2 separate regions of the Homo sapiens genome follow, and region 1 is linked to region 2. Evidence: read pairs that join two places in POLR2A ChIA-PET (ENCODE). Cell type or tissue: PC-3. All regions are shown on one strand. Links, peaks and the distances in the headings refer to the core of each region. The heading gives the core; the rest is flanking DNA. Region 1 overlaps FUT8 (fucosyltransferase 8). Region 2 has its middle 10 kb from the start of MIR4708.

Region 1 (10,695 bases), core at 922-8,921, 150 kb before region 2:
CCTGATGTCAGGAGTTTGAGACCAGCCTGGCCAACAAGGTGAAACCCCGTCTCTACTAAATATACAAAAAAAAATTAGCCGGGCATGGTGGCGGGCGCCTGTAACCCTAGCTATTCAGGAGGCTGAGGCAGGAGAACACAACGTTTTCTGAGTGAGGAGACACTATGGAAAGAGAACAGGTTCCTGGCTTCTAAAAAGAGAAAAAAAGTATTTATTAACCAAGTTATTTCAATATATTTAAAAAAGTCTTATCTTCCTTCCCCTAGAATATAAGAAGCTGACAAAACCACATGACAATTATGAAGACAGGTATTATTGCTTGAATCTGGGTCACTAAAATTATTAGCTGTTCAAGTGAGATAAAAGAAAGGGGAAACATCAATTATCTAGAAGTCTACATTTTCTTTGCTGTTAATGTGAAACATATCCCACACAAAACCATTCAAATAAGATATATATCCCTACATTTGAGTCTCCAGGAACAGGTCCTTTGAAGCAAAGATTGGACAAATAGTTAAAATTATTTAAACAATTCCTGATCACCAAATGTCAACAAATTTAGTTAAAAAAAATTTTTAATCCATACAGTTAACATCCTACTTTAATATTTTTTCCTAAAAAAGAACATGAAAGTTCAACTAATACAAAAAAGCCTCGCAGTTTTAAAGAAGGGGGTGTAGGTGGGAGAAGTAAGAAATTCAAACAGCTTCAAGGACAAAAAGCATGTCCCACACCAGAACATATTTACAACTCTTCAACTTGAATTCAACTAACATCCAACTGCGGCAATCAGCCAAGCTTGGCAAATTAAAATAACAGTAATTTTGACAGATTATCTTCTATAAATATTCAAATATGAACATTTGTGTTCACGCAAAGGTCTCCATATGCCAATCAAAATGCTTTGTTAAGGATCCTAACATTGAGCTTTTTTCTTCACCCATCTGTAGGAATCCCCTGAATCCTTAACTTCCATTTTAACTCTCTCACCCCAGCTAATTGTGAGACACATTATCTGTCTAGTTGTAGCCTGAATTAAAAACTTAAGGATAACATTCACATAGTATCAACAGACAAAAGGAACCTAGAACCTTTCAAAATCTAGGTCTGTAAAGACAAAAGGAAAGATCCAGGAAGGCAGGGAGGGAAGGGCAGAGAGAGGCTCTTGAAGGATGGCAACCAAATGAAAGATTACCTTTCTATTTGTGTTAGCAGATAGAAATTACTGAAAGTAAAATCTAGATGTAAAGAGAAATTAACAATTTCATAAATTTGGGCTCTATTCAAAGTTTCATTTGGCTCAAGGCAAGATGCTGTGTTTTAATGACAAGTTTAAGTATATGAAACTGTCAAAAGCAGAGAAATGCCATCAGTATGAAATTCACACTAAACACACTTTTTGAAATCTGCAGATGTCCTATCATCAGGAACAATCAATAAATAAGAGTAACAATGGCTTTAATGAAAGCAAGTTATCTGATGCATGAATTTGTTAATTGTTCTATTCTGTCCTCCATTACTCAGTTTCCCTTAAATATGTACACAATTACCAAGCAGTCTCACGCCTTCCAGGAAAATTACAAGTGATAGGCACATTTCTGCATTCAGGGCAGCATTATATTATGGAAGAAAATTTAACCTATTCAGAAGCATATATTTCTCTGATCCTACCTGGAAAGAAACAGCTATAAATAGCTCTACTAAAATTGCTCAAAATATTTCTAGACGGGCAGGCTTACAATAGAAACTCTTACTTTATGATCACTCACCACTCAACCATCCAAGTCCAACACTGGATCTAAGCCAAACCAGTAGTTCTCAAGGGAGGGAAGGGAGTTAAAAAAGTCTGGTCTAGGGACCAGTAGCTCCAGCCTCCCCTGGGAGCTTGTTAGAAATGCACAATCTCAGGCCTTACCCAGGGACATATTGAATCAGAATCAGTATTTTACCAAGATCCTCAACTGATTCATATACACATTAAAATTGAAGAAGCTCTGCAGGAGGGGGAATTTTTGAATGAGTAAAAAAGGCATAATCTTTTCAGAGGTTGGTTACCACTGCAGACCACTGTTTGGCTAATAAGCAACCAATTTTAAAACTTTGTTTATGGGTAACATCATTACTTTTACCATTATTTATTTTACATTTTAAATAAGGGCTTTTAAAAAACAGAAATACCTCAAGAGGCAAAGAAGGAGTATCTAATGATTAAATGTAAGTTACCAAAAAAAGCTGTAACAGAATTATCTCAGAATAAGTGGACCCGGGCCGGGCACGGTGGCTCACACCTGTAATCCCAGCACTATGGGAGCCTAAGGCGGACAGATCACTTGAGGTCTGGAGTTCGAGACCAGCCTGGGCAACATGGTGAAACCCTGTCTCTACTAAAAAGACAAAAATTAGCCAGGCATGGTGGTGGGTGCCTATAATCCCAGCTACTCGGGAGGCTGAGGCAGGAGAATCACTTGAACCTGGGGGGTGGAGATTGCAGTGAGCTGAGATCCCACCACTGCACCCCAGCCTGAGTGACAGAGTGAGATTCTGTCTCAAAAAAAAAAATAACAATAAATAAGTGGACCCAGCCAGGCATGGTGGCTCACACCTGTAATCCCAGACCACTTGGAGGCCAACATGGGTGAATCACTCGAGGCCAGGAGTTCGAGACCAGCCTGGCCAACATAGCAAAACCTCGTCTCTACAAAAAATACAAAAATTAGCTGGGTGTGGTGGCAGGTGCCTGTAGTCCCAGCTACTTGGGTGGCTGAGGTGAGAGGACTGCTTGAGTTTGGGAGCTCGGGACTACAGAGAGCCAAGATTACACCACTATATTCCAGCCTGGGCATCAGAGCAAGACACTGTCTCAAAAAAAAAAAAGAAAGAAAAGAAAAGACAAAGTAGACCCGTCTCATGCCCCCTCCCCCATCACATTAACTAAACAAATTAATTTTTTAAATAATAATAACAACTTTCCTTCCAAACCCTCAGCATTAAGAATATCTGGGTCTGGGGTCCAAGTAGCTAGGAAAAGAGACCAAGAGACCAAAGGCCTATGGCCTCCTTTGACCAGAAGAGAAGGCTATATATACTGGTTATTCAGCTATTTTCTCTCAGATCCAAATCTACCCTTTAATACTCATCTTTGTAATACTGAAAATAAAACTCTGAAAACTACTTTTCTCTTCTGCAGCTAGCTTCCTCACACTGCCAATAAGGACACTAGAGGGAGAATGCAGTACATGCTTTTTCCAGTCAGCATTGCCCAGCATAGATCCTCCACCCCAGCAGTAGCAGTGATAACCACCAGCTTTTTCTGGCACTCTCAGAAATTCCCCTCAGACATACCAACAGCTGTCAGGAAGTACCCCCTCCAGAGGTTTTGAACCCCAATTCTATGAGGTCCCAACTCCAAGTTCTTATTTCCCCCTCAACCATATGAATAGTGGCTAATTCCTGCAAATATTGTCTCTGTGTTACCCCAGTGTTCCCTGTTTGCTTTTTCAGCCCTCCAATACCTGTATAATCCCTTCCCTGTATTAAATTTTCTGGGCTGAAATTTTTTGTTTTTGTTTGTAATTCTGTAGAGACAGGTCTTACTATGTTACCCAGGCTGGTCTCAAACTCCTGGTCTCAAGAAATCCTCCTGCCTCGAGTATTTAGTGTGGACTGTTTTCCTGACCTGATCCTAACTGAGCCATCATGGCTAGATGGAATAAAATTTAACATGATCTTGATCGCTTTGGAAAACGGTCTTCCCAAACATGGTAAGTCCATAAGAAAATATTTACTGCCTCTCCTCCAAAATAGGTGCAAGATGGGAAATGGATACAAGAAGCACAGTTGAGGAAGAAAGAAGAAGCATAACCTAAGAAAGGAATATATTGAAACAAATATCATGGCATAAAACACATTTTAACCCTGAAAAACATAAAGAAAAGGCCAATAAAAAGTCTGAAGCAAATACAAGTTTTCAACGCTAATGAAAACCACAGATTTTTAGATCTATATTCTTCTGCCTCTGCCATTGTTCAGTTTTGTTACAGCAGTTTTGTATCTAGTTTGGGTTATTACACTTTAAGGAGACTATTGAGAAATTAGGGAAAGTCCAAAGAAGACTATACAAATGATGAAAAGGGATAGGAAATAGGATCCATAAAGAAAGGTTCAACAGTCAAACCTTTTAGTCTAGCGAAAAGAAAACTTCAGGCCAACATATTAACTGCCTTCCAGTTTAAGAGTTCTAACCAGCTGTCCACCATCATCTCTACAGAGGAAATGAGCTTAAAATGGAAGACAACAAAGTAAGAGAAGACCTAAAATGTAGCTTCTTAGCTTATGACTCTCCTTCAGATAACTAAAGTGGTGGCTCTTAATGCTAGTTTCACAAGAGAATGATCCAGGATATTTTTACCGAAAGAAAAAATGATGATGATGATGACGACAATGATGACGACGATGATGCCCAGAACCCCAAAGGCAAAGCTCTAATTTAACTGGTATGACACAGAGCCAAGGCATAAAGAACAAAAAATATCTAAGTGTTTATAATATACTGAAAGCAGGAATGAGAACCACTTAATGGAACACTGCATAACTGTGCTACTCAAAGTGTGTTATAAGAATGAGCTACATCCAGATTACCAACAGGAGCTTGTTGGAAAGGTAACATCTCATCCTATTCCAAAACTACTGAATAAGAATCTACATGTTATTATGATCCCTACACAATCCCATATGCACATTAAAGTTTGAAAAACATTGTTCCATAACAGTTTGAAAGGGGCGTTAAGTGTGTATGTGAGACCAAACACCAGCCTAAAAATAACTAAGCTGAATTTTTCTGAGCTTTTAAATATAAAAATTTTTTTACCCTAAGGTCAATTAGAGTTTACTAAGAAGACTATTTTAGAGAGTGAATAATACTTATAACTAAATATTCAACACATACTATTTGCTGGCATTTTTTTTTTTTTTTTGAGACAGGGTCTTGCTGTGTTGCTCAGGCTGGAGTGCAATGGTACAATCACAGATCACTGCAGCCTGGATAGACCTCGATGGACTCAAGCAATCCTCCTGCCTCAGCCTCCCATGTAGCTGAGACTACAGGCACACACCACCGCACCAGCCTAAGTTTTTCATTTTTTATACATATGAGGCCTCGCTTGTTGCTCAGAATTATCTCGAACTCCTAGGCTCAAGTAATCCTCCCACCTCGGCCTCCCAAAGTGTTGGGATTACAGGCACAAGCCACTGCACCCAGCCCATTATTCTTTACAAATTGATTTAATCATCAACACACCTATAAAGTAGATATTTATTAATAATTAGTTATGGCAAAATAAGATATTAAATAATTTGCCCCATGTACTACTTAAAAAAAAAAGTGGTAAACCTGAGACTTGAGCTGTACTCTGTTTGAGGGCCTCTACTTAACCACAAAATAATTCTAGTTTATCAACACCATCCCCAAACATTCTGAAATCATTCAGAATGAAAGTATAATAACTGGTAATGAAAATGCTATAAGGGTAAAGAAAAAATTAGTGTGCTCTTCTCTGGTTAAAAAAAAATTCAGCCAGGTATGGTGGTGTGTGTGTGTGTCTGTAGTCCCAGCAACTTGGGAGGTTGAGGCAGGAGAATCACTTGAGCCTAGGAGTTTCAGGCCAGCCTGGGCAACATACAGTGAGATCACTGTCGCTTGAAGAAAAATTTTTGGTAATAACCACTGTTATTTATATTTGGGAAGTAACTGAAATCCTATGTTGGGAGACACGTTCTTACCCAATGCCTCCTTAATTCATCCCTACAACTATTACTACTTCCACAACCATTACCACCACTACAACCCTCAGAAAAGTAATGTACATGAGGCTATAATTATTTTTCACAATGAAAGAGGCATGACATAAATTTAGTCTGATTTTTCTCCTTCTCTGTATCCCACTGCTTCCAACCTCTAAAAAAGTCTACTGTTTCCATCTGCTACTATAGAACCAAAAATTCCTATTTCAGTAAGACCCAAATGTTACTTCTGAAAATATTGAGGAAAACTTGTAAAGGAGAAGTCAGACAGAGACTGTCAGTAAAAAGCCTACTAGAAGTTTTAACAATTCATTGAATTCTAAATAGCATGAAAGAATAGTCAAAATTCTCAGAGATAAATAACATTGTTGTACTGGCAGATAGATTGAGTTTAAAATATGCAAAATTATATTCTATGAGTATTTAAAGCAGAGCATTACTAACATATTTTGGCTTCATTCAGTACAAGCACATTCCAAAAAAAAAGCATACAATACCTTTTTAATTAACAATGACACAACAAACCCTGGTGACCTAGTTTCTGATAATGAACAAAACTACAGATATTAAAAATACAGTTACTTAACCCATAAGAATTATTAAAGTGGATACTGGAGCCAAAAAGATTTGTGGGCTAAAGATACCAATGCAAAGACTCACTGAAATTAGTCTTCCAAACACTTAAGTTTAAAATTATGACGTGAGGCAATTTATTGGTTCCTTTGAGTAAGATTTTACTTGAAGAATCTAAAAAAAATAAGGTCATGTGAAGCACTGTGGGGATACAACTTGATTTCCTAAAAAGTCGAGTGAGACTTCCCAGGAAGGCAAAGATAAAACTCAAAAGAATAGACAGATAAAATCTAAAAGAGCGTTCTTAGGGAGCAAAGCAATAGTAGAAAACACAGAGGCTGAGCATTCCTGATTATTCTTTCATTAAATAATATGACTAATAAAATGACTCTGACCAAAACTCCCTGAAAATTTCTATCTGCTTTGAAATCTTATTAGTTATATAAATTATTTGTAGTTATGCTTTTCTTCTAGTTAGCAGCAGAAAATCGCTCCCTTCCCCTCTCCACCTAGCTTCATAACAGCACATTCTCAATCTGCTCTCCTTTCCCACCCTATTCGGAGACTATAAACTGAGTAAAATATGACATATTTTATAGTAAATTGAGACTATTTTACTCATAGTCTCAACAATCATTTTGTTTGAATAACTGAATAAAATGATATATTCATTTTAAAATACTCCAAATAAGTAAATTGTATTTTATAAATTTTAATATTTTAATATTTACTAAACATTAGCTGAATGAATGTCACCACCCATTAAACTCTTATAACATACAAAAATCACATATATGTAAACATTTAAATGGAAAAAATTTACCACCTCCATTACCAATAAAATGGAAAGCTCATTACATCAAATAAAAATATTTAAAAATCATTAGAATCATTTTTTAATCATCGGGAAGAATAAATTAAAAAGATGATTCAAAAACTTCATAGAGAATAAGAATTATGATTAAGCTTATAAAACTGCAGGGTCTGGGCTCCACGGCCAGAGATCCTGATTCAGACTCAGAGTTTCAGATGACAAACACAAAACTCTACATTTTAACAAGCTTCCAAGGTAATTACCATGCAGATTATCCTTGAACCACACTCTAGTAAATATTTCACCTTCAAACCACTGTCAACTTCCAAACAAGTCCTTCAGATCTGATCAAAATGCCCATTCCCATCTTTCATCTTAGGAACATCAACTTCTGATTAAGGAATCAACATATAGAAAAAGTAATAGCAACCGGTTACTGGACATATATTACCGTTGGAAATGAACTTTTACATACTCTAATATACACATACAAATTAAATTATATACTGCATATGAAGTATGTAACACAGTGTCTGGCTGGAATAAATAAATGCTCAATAAAAAGAGCAGCATTTATCCTTAAACTTCATCACAACCCTAGGAGGTGGTTGCTATTATTTCCAATTTGCAGTTGAGGAAACTGAGGTCTAGTAACTTGCCCAATGTCACAGGGGTAGTTAAGGGTCAGAGACAGAATTCAAGACAACCCATGTGACTCCAAAACCTGAACTCTTTAATCTAGGCTAACTTTCTGAAGCACCACGGCAACAACAGCAAGCACAAAACCACTCCACAGCCATACCCCATAGAAGAATTTTCCTGAGTCATACCAAGAAAATCATGGCCAGAGTCCATTCTCACACTGCTATGAAGAACTGCCCAAAATTGGGTAATTTATAAAGAAAAGAGGTTTAATTGACTCACAGTTCTGCATGGCTGGGGAGGCCTCAGGAAACTTACAATCATGGCAGAAGGGGAAGAGGCATGTCTTACATGGCGGCAGGCAAGAGAGAGCGAGTGGGTGAAGGAGGAACTGTCAGACACGTATAAAACCATCAGATCTCATGAGAACTCACTAACATGAGAACAGCATGGGGGAACGACCCCCATGATCCAGTCACCTCCCACCAGGTCTCTCCCTTGACACGTGGGGATTATGGGGATTACAATTCAAGATGAGATTTGGGTGAGGAGACAAAGTCTAACCATATCAGATACTCTTATAAATGTTCCTATATGACTAAAAGTGAAAGAAGGGCAGTCATAGGACTATGATGGGTTGAGGTTGCTAAAAATGTTTAATGTTTCACAGCACTTGAGAATTACAAATTAGGAAATCTATGTAATAATAATTCTAAAAGGAATATGACTGAAAATATGTTAAAGGAATCTATTCCAAAATCACTCAGGGTTAGCTTTTTAACTCAAAGATGGTACAAACTCAGTCTTATGGTTCTCCACATCTAGGCAGCCTCAAGGGGGCCAACTAAGAGACTTATTTCCTCCCCTCAAAATATAAACATAATTAGTATTTACTTCAAAGTTATCTATTTAACGTGATTTTTTTCTACTTAAATTTTTCTAAAATCTGATTATGTTCCTAATGATTAATTTTTTGTGTCTAAATTTATTTTTTAAAACACTACACTTTCCTAAAAATGTCTGTTTCTCCCCTCATCTCAAGTTCCTACTAAATGGTTTTCTTCCTTCCAAGTGTATTTCTAGCTTGTCTATTCCCACCACCTATCCCCAAAATGGTAAGCACTGGTTTCCAAAATACCTCCTTACCCCTACTTGAACCAAGACTACATTCACAACAAATATAACACAATTAGTCATAGCAAAAAATATTATATACTGATAACATTAGCATATTACAAATTCAGAAAATGGAAAAATGATAAGTGTGTTTTATTCTGCTAAATTATATAGAAAACTTGTATTTTAACCTGGTATCTCTCAATTAGCAATACAAATCCTATTGCTGTTGTTTAGTTTTTTAAACCCTACAAATAGCTAAGATTTTTAAAAATTAAATATATTATAATTAGGCTCTTAGCCAAATAAAATATGATACACAGATAAAGAGCAATATACAAATGGACCATACCCCGGAGGAACACATAACTCCCATTTGTTCACACTCTCCTTAAAAGAAACAAAATATCCAGTACTACTACATCCAAACCAGAGGTGATGATTCACCAGAGTGCTCCTGCCCAAGGAACCCCAGTGCAAGAAGCAGCAGCCAAAGTGAAAACTCTGCTTGAGACCTGTTCATTTAATATGTAAAAACAGGTATCTCAATTACCTAACTTTTCACAAAGAATACATGACTTTTTTTAACTTTCATAGTTAGAAAAGATTTGCTATAGTTTTTTAAATGTGATTATTTAATTTACTGGGTTTTTTTTTTTTTTAAGGGAAAAGCAAACTTCAGTAATTCCTGCCTGAGGAATGAAACTATAAACATATTAAATCCTATAAAAAGAAAAAAAAAGGTTCTGAAAGGTTCCAGAAAGAGGTACAAAGTCCCTAAACCAACAAACACCATGTTTCACACTAAGTAAGAACTGTGTGCCTCTCCTCCAGAGCTCTATCTAGAGAAAAAGCATTGAGTTTTTAGGTAAAACCAGAGCCCAGAACTACGATAGCAGAAATTCTGGAGTCTCTTGGAAGTCCTTCTAACTATACAACAAAGCCTCAATCAGCAGAAACCTAAACATTTGGTAAACCTTCCTCCCCACTTCCTTAAGTATAAAAAATATCCTTTCTCTTCCGTCTCCTGAATTCTGGAACCCTTCAGAACCTTACTTTTTTTTCTTTTTATAGGATTTAATATGTTTATAGTTTCATTCCTCAGACAAATACCTAATGCATGCGGGGCTTAAAACCTAGATGATGGGTTGATAGGTGCAGCAAACCACCATGGCACATGTATACTTATGCAACGAACCTGCACATTCTGCACATGTATCCCAGAACTTAAAGTAAAATTTAAAAAATAAAAAATAAAAAAATACGTTGCCCCTCCTGAGTAGATTCTCTGGATACAACTGGAGAGCGATGCTTTGCAGCCCCAGATTCCTCTTCACTCCTTGTTTGTTACATACAGAGGGAGAATAAGCCATCTACTTGTAATTCAATCAGAAACTTTTTATGAACATAGCAACTACAATAAACCTTTTCTCTTCTAATAGTATGTAAATGCACTGTCTGGTAAGGTATTCAGTAGCCAAATGTAGCCATATGAAATGTGGTTAGTTTGAACTGAGATGTGCTATAAGTGTAAAATACACATGGATTTCAAAGACTTAATATGAATAAAAGAATGTAAAACTCTAATTGATATTTTTATATTGATTAGTTGTTGAAATATTTTGAATACATTACGTTAAATAACTGAAACCAATTTTAACTGCTTCTTTTTGCTTTTTAAATGTAGCTAACAAAAAGTTAAAAAATTACATGTGTGGTTCACTCTACATTTCTATTGGACAGCACTGGAC
Region 2 (10,695 bases), core at 995-8,994:
AGTTTTATACTCAAGGCTTTTCCTAGAATATACATTCCTCCATATTCCCTATTTTAAAAATTACCTCTTTGTCTCTCAAGCTCAACAACTTTTCTGTGAATCTCTTGATCCTTGCACATCTGGCATGAAAATATCCCAAGTTATCTGCATTGGCAGATGGAGCTGTGCTGAACAGAAGCTTTATCCTGGATTCGGTCCTCTCTCCCAGCACAAGCACCTGACTCAACTTCCGAAGTGTGGAGAACGTTATGGAACTTCATCTTGCCCTAGTTTACCTCCTCCGACTTCCAGTCCTACCCACTTATACTTCTTCCTGGTCCAAATGGATTATCCCCCTAATTTTTCCCCTTAAAGATATCAATAGAAGATTGATTATCCACACTGTATGCTCATTATTGTCCTGCGTTGCTCCTTAGAAGCTGTTGCTAAGTAATGCTAAGTACTAAGCCAGGTTCCTGTGGTCTGCTCCCGCACCCTAGAAGGGTCTTACGTGAATTGGGCTGGGATGAGTTCCAGCACATGGGAACTATAGGAAAATCTGAAACAGAGGCAAAAAGTGACCTTAGGAATGAAGTCTCCTTTACATTGATGATGTGTGACCTGTTCTCCTCATTCTCCTCAGCAACTTCAGACTGGCTACTTCTTTTTTTTTTTTGAGACAGACTCTTGCTCTTTGTCCAGGCTGTAGTGCAGTGGCACAATCTCAGCTCACTGCAACCTTCTCCTCCCAGGTTCAAGCGATTCTCCTGCCTCAGCCTGCTGAGCAGCTGGGATTACAGGTGTGCACCACCATGCCCGGCTAATTTTTTTAATTTTAATAGAGACAGGGTTTTGCCATGTTGGCCAGGCTGGTCTTCCCCAGCGAGTTTTCACCAGCTCTAGCCCAGCCTGACCCTTTTTCTAGTGAAAGGCAGGTCCCACTTGACTGTTATTTTCATCCAAAGGAATGAACAGCCAGAGCCTCTTACTTCCCAGTATGTAGTAGTGGTTATCATCAAGCAGTTGATTACATAGAGCTTTGTTTGGGGAATATAATTCTTTACAAGTCTGGCCGTAATAAAATACAGACTTGCCGCTAAGATTTGCGGGGCCTTGGGCACGAGTGCAGATGGAAGTCCACATACTACATATATAAAAGTTGTAAATTACACTAACAAACGGATAAATAAAATATTTCAATTCCCCTATACTGACAAATATCCCCTCATAAACACAAAATATACACACAGATACAAATATACAGCCCTTGAAAAAGAGAAAGAAACGGGCTAATCTGGAAGGCCAGGTTCAAATATGGAATTCTTGAACTTCTCAGAGCTCCATGCGGGGACATAGTGGAATGGAAAGAGCTGGCCCCTGACCCACCCCCCACTTATCTTCCTAGCCCAGGCACTGTCCCACATGACAAAGGGCCTTGAGTACATTCACGTAGACATGACCAAGCTCCATCCACATTCCCACTCTTACCTCATCACACTTATTGCACACCTTTCATGCCTAGGAATAAGTACATTAGTGGTACAGTCTGTCCTTGGGGAAGTGTACCTGCAGAAGTGGCCCAGGCCCAGGAATTAGGCTCTAGAAGGGGAATATGGGCTCTGAGTGGGAACATCCCATTGGTGGGTTCTTTCCGCCATGAGAGGTATAGCCAAAGTGGGCCAGAGTGAGGCCCTCTAAAGCATGGGATCCTCTAAAACATGGGACCATAGGCAGAGGGCACAGCCAGTGAAATAAGATAGCTTAGATGGAAGATACACCCAACAGTAGGGAAATCACTAAAGAGGTCATGAAAGCTCCAGGTAAAATGGTGGCCCCGGAGAGGAGAGGAGGAAGAGATAGAGATTATCTAGGAAGCAGATCTGAGCAGACACACAGAGTGCAGAAACCAGTGCTTCGGCAAATGCTACCTGTCCTGGCTTCAGCCCCTGCCCAGAGTACCCACACTTCTCTACTGGGCCCTGAAGACCCCTTCTTTGCCTAAGCTAGTTGGAGTAGGTACTGTTACTTGACAAAAATAAAGTCTTGACAAGATACTACTTCGTGTCGCAAAAGAAACCGAAGTTTCCTAGAGAGAGAGAGATGGCAGAGAAAGAAAAGGGCTAAAGACAGAGGTTTGAGAAAGACATAAAATGCAGAAAAAGAGAAAGAAGAACCCAAGTAAGAGTTGTGACAGGAGTAGGGAAAGAACTAGCTCACTCGGGTGGGCATTTCAGAAAGAAGAGCTGGTCGGTTGGAAGATGAGGCCTGAGTAAAGGTCACTGGAATTGATGACTAAAAGATCACCACTGACCTTCAAGATAGCACAACTAGAGATGAGTGTTGGCAGACAGATGTGCCCAGCTGTGCTGGGGAGATGGAGCAGCAGCTGTTCACACATGGCCCAGGGCTTTCTTCTGCCCTGTATGGGTGTGAGTATGACCCCCCTGCCTGTTTCACAATCTCCTTCTACTGAGCACACTGGGGAACGCTGGCACCCTTGGGGCCAAGGCAGATTTGAAGTGTGTTAAAGAACAGGGTGTGAACTGCCATGATCCCGGATGTGACTCCCTAAGGACAGAGTGTCTGGAAAAAAAACCAACCAACCAACTGAAGAACCACTGGGTTTGGGGGGATCCCTAGTCTTCACCTGAAACACTGGGAATTACCTCTTCCTCTTATTCTGCATTCCCTTAGGATGTCCCTTAAGGACAAGTCCCAGCCCAGGTAGGTAGCAACCTCCGCTGCTCTGCCTGCCTGCCAAGGTGAGCCAGCTTCTCATTTCCTCGTCTTGTCTCAAGGGGTGTGTGTGTGTGTGTGTGTGTGTGTGTGTGTGTGTGTAGGGGAGGATCCCCTACAAAGTCTTTCTTCCAAATCCCAGCAATTCGGCCGGGCATGGTGGCTCATCCCTGTAATCCCAGCACTTTGGGTAGCCAAGGCTGCAGGATTGCTTGAAGCCAGGAGTTCAAGACCAGCCCAGACAATATTGCAAGACCTCATCTCTACCAAAATAAATAAATAAATAAATAAATAACAACCAAAACCAAAAAGTTGCCGGGCAAGGTGGTACACATTGTATTCCCAGCTACTCGGGAGGCTGAGGTGGGAGGATCATGTGAGCTCAGGAGGTCGAGGCTGCAGTGGGCCACAATTGTGCCACTGCACTCCATCCTGGAGTGAGACTCTGTCTCAAAAAAAAAAAAAAAAAAAGTCTCAGCAATTCGAGGATAACGACAAATAAGTAAAGATAACTTTTTATTTAAGGAAGCCCATCTATGACTCCCTGTTAATACAGCTGACAACAGGAGAACCCAGGCTATGAAGCCTACAGAGCATTTGCAAGGGAGGTAGGCTACCTGTAGCTAGAGAAAATGAACCATGGCACAGCCTGGGCCCAACTTCTCCACTGTGACCATTGCTCAGAGACTGCCATATAAGAGAGAATTTCGGAAGTGTGAGGTTTGACCCTCACGATGGACCCACTGCTCTGACTGGCTTGCTGTGAGCTGTCACCCCCACCCTATTTCTCCTCAACCTTCAACCACAGTTCCTAACCTGAGTGATCACCAAGCTGGGTGACCCCCACTGCACCCCCTGCCAAGGGTGAAAGGGAGGACAGAGTCCACTGGCTGGTCCTTCCTGCTAAGTTTATGAAAAGGGAACAGTGTCAGCAACGTCTCCCCTCCCCTGACTCAGCAGCGTGCACTGTCAGCACTTCCAGCCTCCCCGTGACAGTGCACTCCATGGAGAAATAAAAAATAACTGCTCGTTAGAAAAATGAGAGAGTCCTGACCTTTTCCCATTGATTTTTCCCCTTTTTTGATTTAAATATCTGCAGCCTGTGGGTGTTAGCATCCCGTCAACTTTCTCTGTGAAGCCATTCCCCTCTTCACAGGAGACAGGATGTTTTTTAACCTACAGATGAAGTTTGCTTTTCTTCTCTGAGGACCTAAAGGGAGTTTACTAAACAATATTTTCACATATTTCACTCGATCCTCTTAATTGCCTTGTGAAACAGGTATTATTATCTCCATTCCACAAGAGAGAAACAGATGTTCTGAATGGTCCAGTGACTTGCTCAAGGCTGCTGAGTTCGTAGGTCCTGGACCTGAGAATTGACTTCTGCCCCCTGACTCTAAAGTCTATGCCAGGCTAACAAATCCAAGGGTGGGGGCTGGCAGGGCAGGAGTGTAGTGTGGGAGACAGAATCTCAAATCCTTGTCTTTCCCTCTTTTCATAGAGCCCAGACATTGCGAGTTAAAAGAAAACATACTCGGGCTGGGTGCGGTGGCTTATGCCTGTAATCCCAGCACTTCGGGAGGCCAAGGCAGGCAGATCACTTGAGGTCAGGAGTTTGAGACCAGCCTGGCCAATGTGGCAAAACCCCATGTCTACTAAAAATACAAAAAATAGCTGGGCGTAGTGGTGGGCGCCTGTAGTCCCAGCTACTCGAGAGGCTGAGGTGAGAGGATTGCTTGAACCTAGGAGGCAGAGGTTGCAGTGAGCTGAGTTTGTGCTACTGTACTCCAGCCTAGAAGACAGAGCAAGACTCTGTCTCAAAAAAAAAAAAAACTCCAAAGAGAAAGAGCAAAGAAAATATACTAGGCTGGGTGCGGTGGCTCACGCCTGTAATCGCAGCACTTTGGGAGGCTGAGGCGGGCGGATCACAAGGTCAGGAGATCGAGACCATCCTGGCTAACACGGTGAAACCCCGTCTCTACTGAATATACAAAAAATTAGCCAGGTGTGGTGGTGGGCGCCTGTAGTCCCAGCTACTCGGGAGGCTGAGGCAGGAGAATGGCGTGAACCTGGGAGGCGGAGCTTGCAATGAGCCAAAATCACGCCAGTGCACTCCAGCCTGGGTGACAGAGCGAGACTCTGTCTCCAAAAAAAAAAAAAAGAAAGAAAGAAAAGAAAATATACTGACCCTTAGAGCAATGGCTTTAAACTTTTACAAATGTGACCCATTTGTAAAAGTACATTTTATATCTTGATCTGGTACATCACATGCGCGCGCGCGCACACACACACACACACACACACACACACACACAACTGGGTCAAAAGTTTTAGCAAAAGTAATATACTCTGATATATTTTGTTCTACTCCATTGAATTCTTTTTTCCCCTTTTAATGATGGTTTTGACCCACGAAATTGATTTCATTACCCACAATTGAAAAATGCTGCCTTAAAGCATAAACTATGCATTCAGAGACAAGCTCTCATACTACTCTTGTATAAAGTGCCAACTTATACAGTGCCCCAACACATAGTCCGTGTTCAGGAAATATGTGTTGAGCCTCTGGGCTTTTAAGGAACCAATAATCCACAAGTTAAACAACTTGTTCTGGAAACTCTCCAGTTTGGTTTATGTGGAAAAGATCATCCTAATTCCAAATCCCAACAAACAAATCATTCACACATGCGCACACAAAAGAAAAGCCTGGAAATGGATCTCTGTTGTGAATCTAGACTTGAAATTTCAAAATAAAATACTAGCAAATAGATTTCTTTCAGTGTCTGCCCAGTGCTGTGCACTGTCCTAGTGGCTAGAGATACAGAAAAATATGGGACCCAGGCCCTGCCCTCAAGGAGCTGGGGAATGGTGGGAGGCTGACAAGTGAAGCCTACAGTGCAGTGTGATGAGGGTAGCACAGGCTGCCAGGGAGTAGAAGGAAGTTATCTACCCAACCTAGAGGGCATAAAGATGATTTCCTTGGAGCTACTCAGAGCCTAGACTTGAAAGGTTGTAAGTTAGGTGGGAAAATAAATGGAGGACAGAGGTTTCAGGCAAAAGGAATCGCATGTGCAATGCTGTGGCAGTCACAGTTGATTGTCTGTCCCATAACCAATCCCTGTGTTCCTTGCAGTATGTCAATTATTTTGGGAAGGCATGGAGAGAGAGTGTCTACTACTACTTATATAATTTAGGGGGAATTCCTGACTAACATAAGCCAATCATCACGATCCCAGGATCCTTGCCAATTATTGGTTTAGGAATGAGTATAATAAGACCCGAGTCTGGCCAACGAAATTTCAGGAAAGAACTTCCAGGGAAAGAACTTCCAGGAACAGGCTTGGGAAAAGGTTTCCTTGTTCTTAAAGAGACTCATGGTAAGAAAGAGTCTGTTTTGGCCGGGCACGGTGGCTCACGCCTGCAATCCCAGACCTTTGGGAGGCCGAGGCGGGCCGATCACCTGAGGTCGGGAGTTTGAGATAAGCCTGGCCAGCATGGTGAAACCCTGTCTCTATAAAAATACAAAAATTAGCTGGGCATGGTAGCAGGCACCTGTAATCCCAGCTACTCTGGAAGCTGAGGCAGGAGAATCGCTTGAACCCAGGAGGCGGAGGCTGCAGTGAGTCGAGATTGCACCATTGGACTCCAGCCTGGGCAATGGAGCGAGACTCCATCTCAAAAAAAAAAAAAGAAAGAAAGAAACAGTTTGTTTCCTTCAGCTAGATACTTTACTGTGTCAGTGAAATTCCTGGCTGTAATGTGGTCATTTCGTGACCATGAGATAATCTACCTGGAGGGTGGCAAACCAGAAAGACAGAAAAACCAGGGACTTCAATGACTTTGTTGAGTAGCTGAATTAACCAACCCTAGAGCTACTCTATCCCATGACATGATGTCATCATGTAAGCTAATTGATTTTCCTCATCGTAAAAGTCAGTTGAGTCAGGGTTTTGTGTTACTTGCAGTCAAAATGAACTTAAACGAACTGGGCACAGTTGAGTGTACCTATATTACCAGCTATTTGGGAGGCTGAGGCAGGAGGATCACTTCAGCTGAGGAGTTCTAGGCCAGCCTGGACAACATAGTGAGACCCATCTCTTAAAATAATAATAATTAAATGAATGCAAAAGCTATAGAGATGGAAAAGGCATGTTCTGGGTTCTGCAACACAAAAATTGAGGTCCAGAGGCCAAATCATACTATACTACAAACTTTAGCTTCAACATGAGATACAAATGGCTGGTAAACATAAGAAAAACTTGACCACACTATTAAAGATAAAAGCACTTTGAAACTACAATGAGATGTCATTTTTCAACTCCAGATTGACTAAGATCAAAAAGCTTCATCATATCCAATATTGTCAAGAAGAAACCAGCACACCCATTTGTTGCTGAGGGGATGGTAAATGGCATAAATCTATGGCCAGGAATTTGGCAATAACTTTCAAACCAAAAATGAACTTGACCCGACAATTCCAGTTTTAGGTATTTATCCTACAGATATAGTTGCATGTATGGAAAATGACCTGCACAAGGATGCTAGCTACAGCATTGTTTGTAAAAGCAAATTGGCTAACAACTATTTAATTGTTCATTAATAAGGGAGTGATAAATTATTACATTCATATTGAATTATATGCCACCATTAAAAGGAATGAAAAAATTCTATACCTATTAATATGGAACTATATCAAATAAATATTATTAATCAAGAAAAGCAATATGTTAAATAGTACAGAATGGTATGCTACTAATGTTTTTTTTTTTTTTGATACATAGTTTCACTCTGTTGCCCAGGCTGGAGTGCAGTGGCCTGATCTCAGCTCACTGCAACCTCTGCCTCCTGGGTTCAAGCTGGTATGCTACTATTTATGTATACAGGGAAGAATATTTGAAAATACATAAGACACATTTGGAATAATCGCAAGAAACTGATAGCATCAGCTGCCCCAAGGAAAGGAATTAAGTGGATGGAAGTCAGGGGAGGAAGGGAGACTGACTTCCACCAGATACCTATACATACCTTCTGAATTTTGTGCCATGTACGTACATTGCGTATTCAAAATAATTCATTAACAGAAGGAGGACTTAATTCCCCAAATAAAAGGATATCTTAATTGGAAATATCACAACCTATTAAGCTCAAAAGAAATCGTTTGATTTTTTCTATAAATGCAAAAATGGCATTTAATATTCAATATACATTCATTTTTAAGGGCTAGTAGAGCTAGAATGAGTCTTCTTAATAAAGAGTACCTAATATTGGACATCATATTAAATTATGATTTTTGTAGAAGCCATTGTCAATCCTTAGAGATCACAATAAGTTGCCTCTAAAAAAAACTAGACAGAAAATTAATCTCAAAATTAAATTAGTAAGATCCTCATACCACAAATGTGATCAGCTACATATTTGAAGGTAAATATAAAGATTGTAATTTGTGACTGAAGAGATTAAGAAGAGAAGTATTCCAGTCCTGGTGTTCTGGGAATAATTTCTGAGAGGCAGAAGAAGAATGTAACAGTAATGCCTCAAACGGAAACTTGAACCCTAGTTGGAAAAAGACCTAGTGCATGTGGGGGAATTAGTCAATCAGGCAAACACATCAGTTCCCCCTAAACATGGCTAAGTGGGGAGGAATCTCTTTGCCAAGCAGACTTCCATGTATACTTCCAGACTTAGCCATAAGCTGCCTTAGCTGGGAGATAATTCTTGAAATTAGCTCACTCCTTGGTCTGATTTCATGTTTCTTAAGCATCTCTGGATAACCTGGCTGTCTCTGAGGTTTATCTAAGAAGAGAACATATAATGATCAGGCTGACTTGAGCATCCTAGTCCACTCAAAGATTGTATTTTAATTGTAAACTGCTAAACTTCAAAGTCCCATTCCAGTTTCAGAGGATCTCCCCCAATCCCCACCACTACCTCCCACCTTGGAATCAGCTAAGTTCCCAGTTGCAGCTCCATTGCAGGCCATCTTGCTACAGGTGTGTCTTCTGTAAAACACCCTCTGTAGACAACTCTCCATCTCAGAGTCCGTTTCTATGGCACCCAGTCTAAGATACAATGTATGTATGCAAAATATATGTATATACATACATTTCTTTATAAAGAAATCTATAAAACCTTCTATGTGATGGCCGGGCATGGTGGCTCACGCCTGTAATCCCAGCACTTTGGGAGGCCAAGGCGGACAGATCACCTGAGGTCAGGAGTTCAAGACCAGCCTGACCAACATGGAGAAATCCCATCTCTACTAAAAATACAAAATTAGCTGGGCGTGGTGGTGCATGCCTGTAATCCCAGCTACTCAGGAGGCTGAGGCAGGAGAATGGCTTGAACCCAGGAGGCAGAGGTTGTGGTGAGCTGAGATCGTACCATTGCACTCCATCCTGGACAACTAGAGCAAAACTCTGTCTCAAAAAAAAAAAAAAAAAAACTTCTATGTTGTCTGAAAAGATGTGAATGAATGGAAAAATAGAAGTTCCTAGATGGGAAACCTAAATATTATATAAATATGTGTTTCCTACAATTTAAGTTACATATTTAGCAGAATCTTGGTAAAAATCCCAGAAGGATGTTTTTAAACATATGACAAAAGAAAGGAATAAAAGGAAAATTCTAAACAGGCAAGAAAGAAAACAGGCCTGGCACAGTGACTCACACCTGTAATCCCAGCACTTTGGGAGGCCAAGGTGAGAGGATTGCTTGAGGCCAGAAGTTCGAGGCTGCAGTGAGCCATGGTTGCACAATGCACTCCAGCCTGGATAACAGAGAGAGACCTTGACTCAAAAGAAAAAAAAAGAAAGAAAATCTGTTGCAGAAGGGAATGAAAGAGGGTGAACGAGATCTATCAAAAGTAAAAACCTATAAAAAAAATAAAATATTGAAGTTTTTTCTTTTTAGAGATGGGGTCTCACTGTTACCCAACCTGGTCTTGAATTCCTGGCCTCAAGTAATCTCCCACCTTAGCCCCTAAAAGTGCTGGAATTACAGGCATGAGCCACCACACCTGGCTTCCTGTATTGAAGTCTTGATTTAAGAATAGACAGGCCGGGCGCGGTGGCTCACGCCTGTAATCCCAGCACTTTGGGACACCAAGGCGGGCGATCACGAGGTCAGGAGCTCAAGACCAGCCTGGCCAACAAGGCAAAACCCCATCTCTACTAAAAATACAAAAAATTAGCCAGGCATGGTGGCAGGCACCTAATCCCAGCTACTCGGGAGGCGGAGGCAGGAGAATTGCTGGAACCCGGGAGGAGGAGATTGCAGTGAGCCGAGATTACACCACTGCACTCCAGCTCTGGTGACAGAGCAAGACTCCATTTCAAAAAAAAAAAAAAAAGGATAGACAGATTGGCTAGTGACTGTAATCTCAGCATTTTGGGAGGCCGAAGCAGGCAGATCACCTGAGGTCAGGAGTTCAAGACCAGCCAGGCCAACGTGGTGAAACCCCGTCTCTACTAAAAATACAAAAATTAGCCAGGCTGGTGGCACACACCTGTAGTCTCAGCTACTCAGGAGGTTGAGGCAGAAGAATCACTTGAACCCAGGAGGTGGAGGTTGCAGTGAGCCAAGATTGTGCCAGCGCACTCCAGCCTGGGTGATAGAGTGAGACTCCATCTCAAAAAAAAAAAAAGACAGATTTCTGTAATATAATAGAAAGATCATATCAAATATACACCCTGATATGCTTTGGCTCTGTGTCCCCACCCAAATCAAATGCTGAATTGTAATTCCCATCGTTGGGAGAGGGACCTAGTGGGAGGTGATTGGATCATGGCAGTGGATTTCCCCCATGCTGTTCTCGCGATAGTGAGTGAACTCTCACAAGATCTGATGTTTTAAAAGTGTGTGGCACGTCCCCCCTCACTCATTAGCTCTCTCTTGCTCCACTATGGAAAGATGTGCTTTGCTTCCTCTTCACCTTCTGCCATAATTTTAAGTTTCCCCAGGCCTCCCAGTCATGCTTCCTGT

What was found. Peaks named below come from ENCODE experiments on the same cell type or tissue, not always from the same donor. Only the 100,000 strongest peaks of a DNase experiment are listed, where the experiment ranks them.
Region 1: POLR2A ChIA-PET joins it to region 2 with 6 read pairs; 2 of 35 experiments call an interaction of 5 or more read pairs at or near these places.

What each region holds. Positions count from the first base shown.
Region 1 is chr14:65,494,096-65,504,790 of GRCh38, reverse strand. The region is part of intron 2 of FUT8 (fucosyltransferase 8); the gene reads right to left. Among named protein-coding and RNA genes, the nearest start is that of MIR625, 28 kb to the right of the region's middle. RefSeq lists enhancers at 3,041-3,210, 3,241-3,300. In PC-3, for the core only: a CTCF peak has its summit at 3,249; a DNase peak (open chromatin) is centred at 1,800; H3K27ac peaks cover 503 bases.
Region 2 is chr14:65,340,054-65,350,748 of GRCh38, reverse strand. No RefSeq gene overlaps it. Among named protein-coding and RNA genes, the nearest start is that of MIR4708, 10 kb to the right of the region's middle. In PC-3, for the core only: no CTCF peak of the experiment used is centred there; no DNase peak of the experiment used is centred there; H3K27ac peaks cover 692 bases.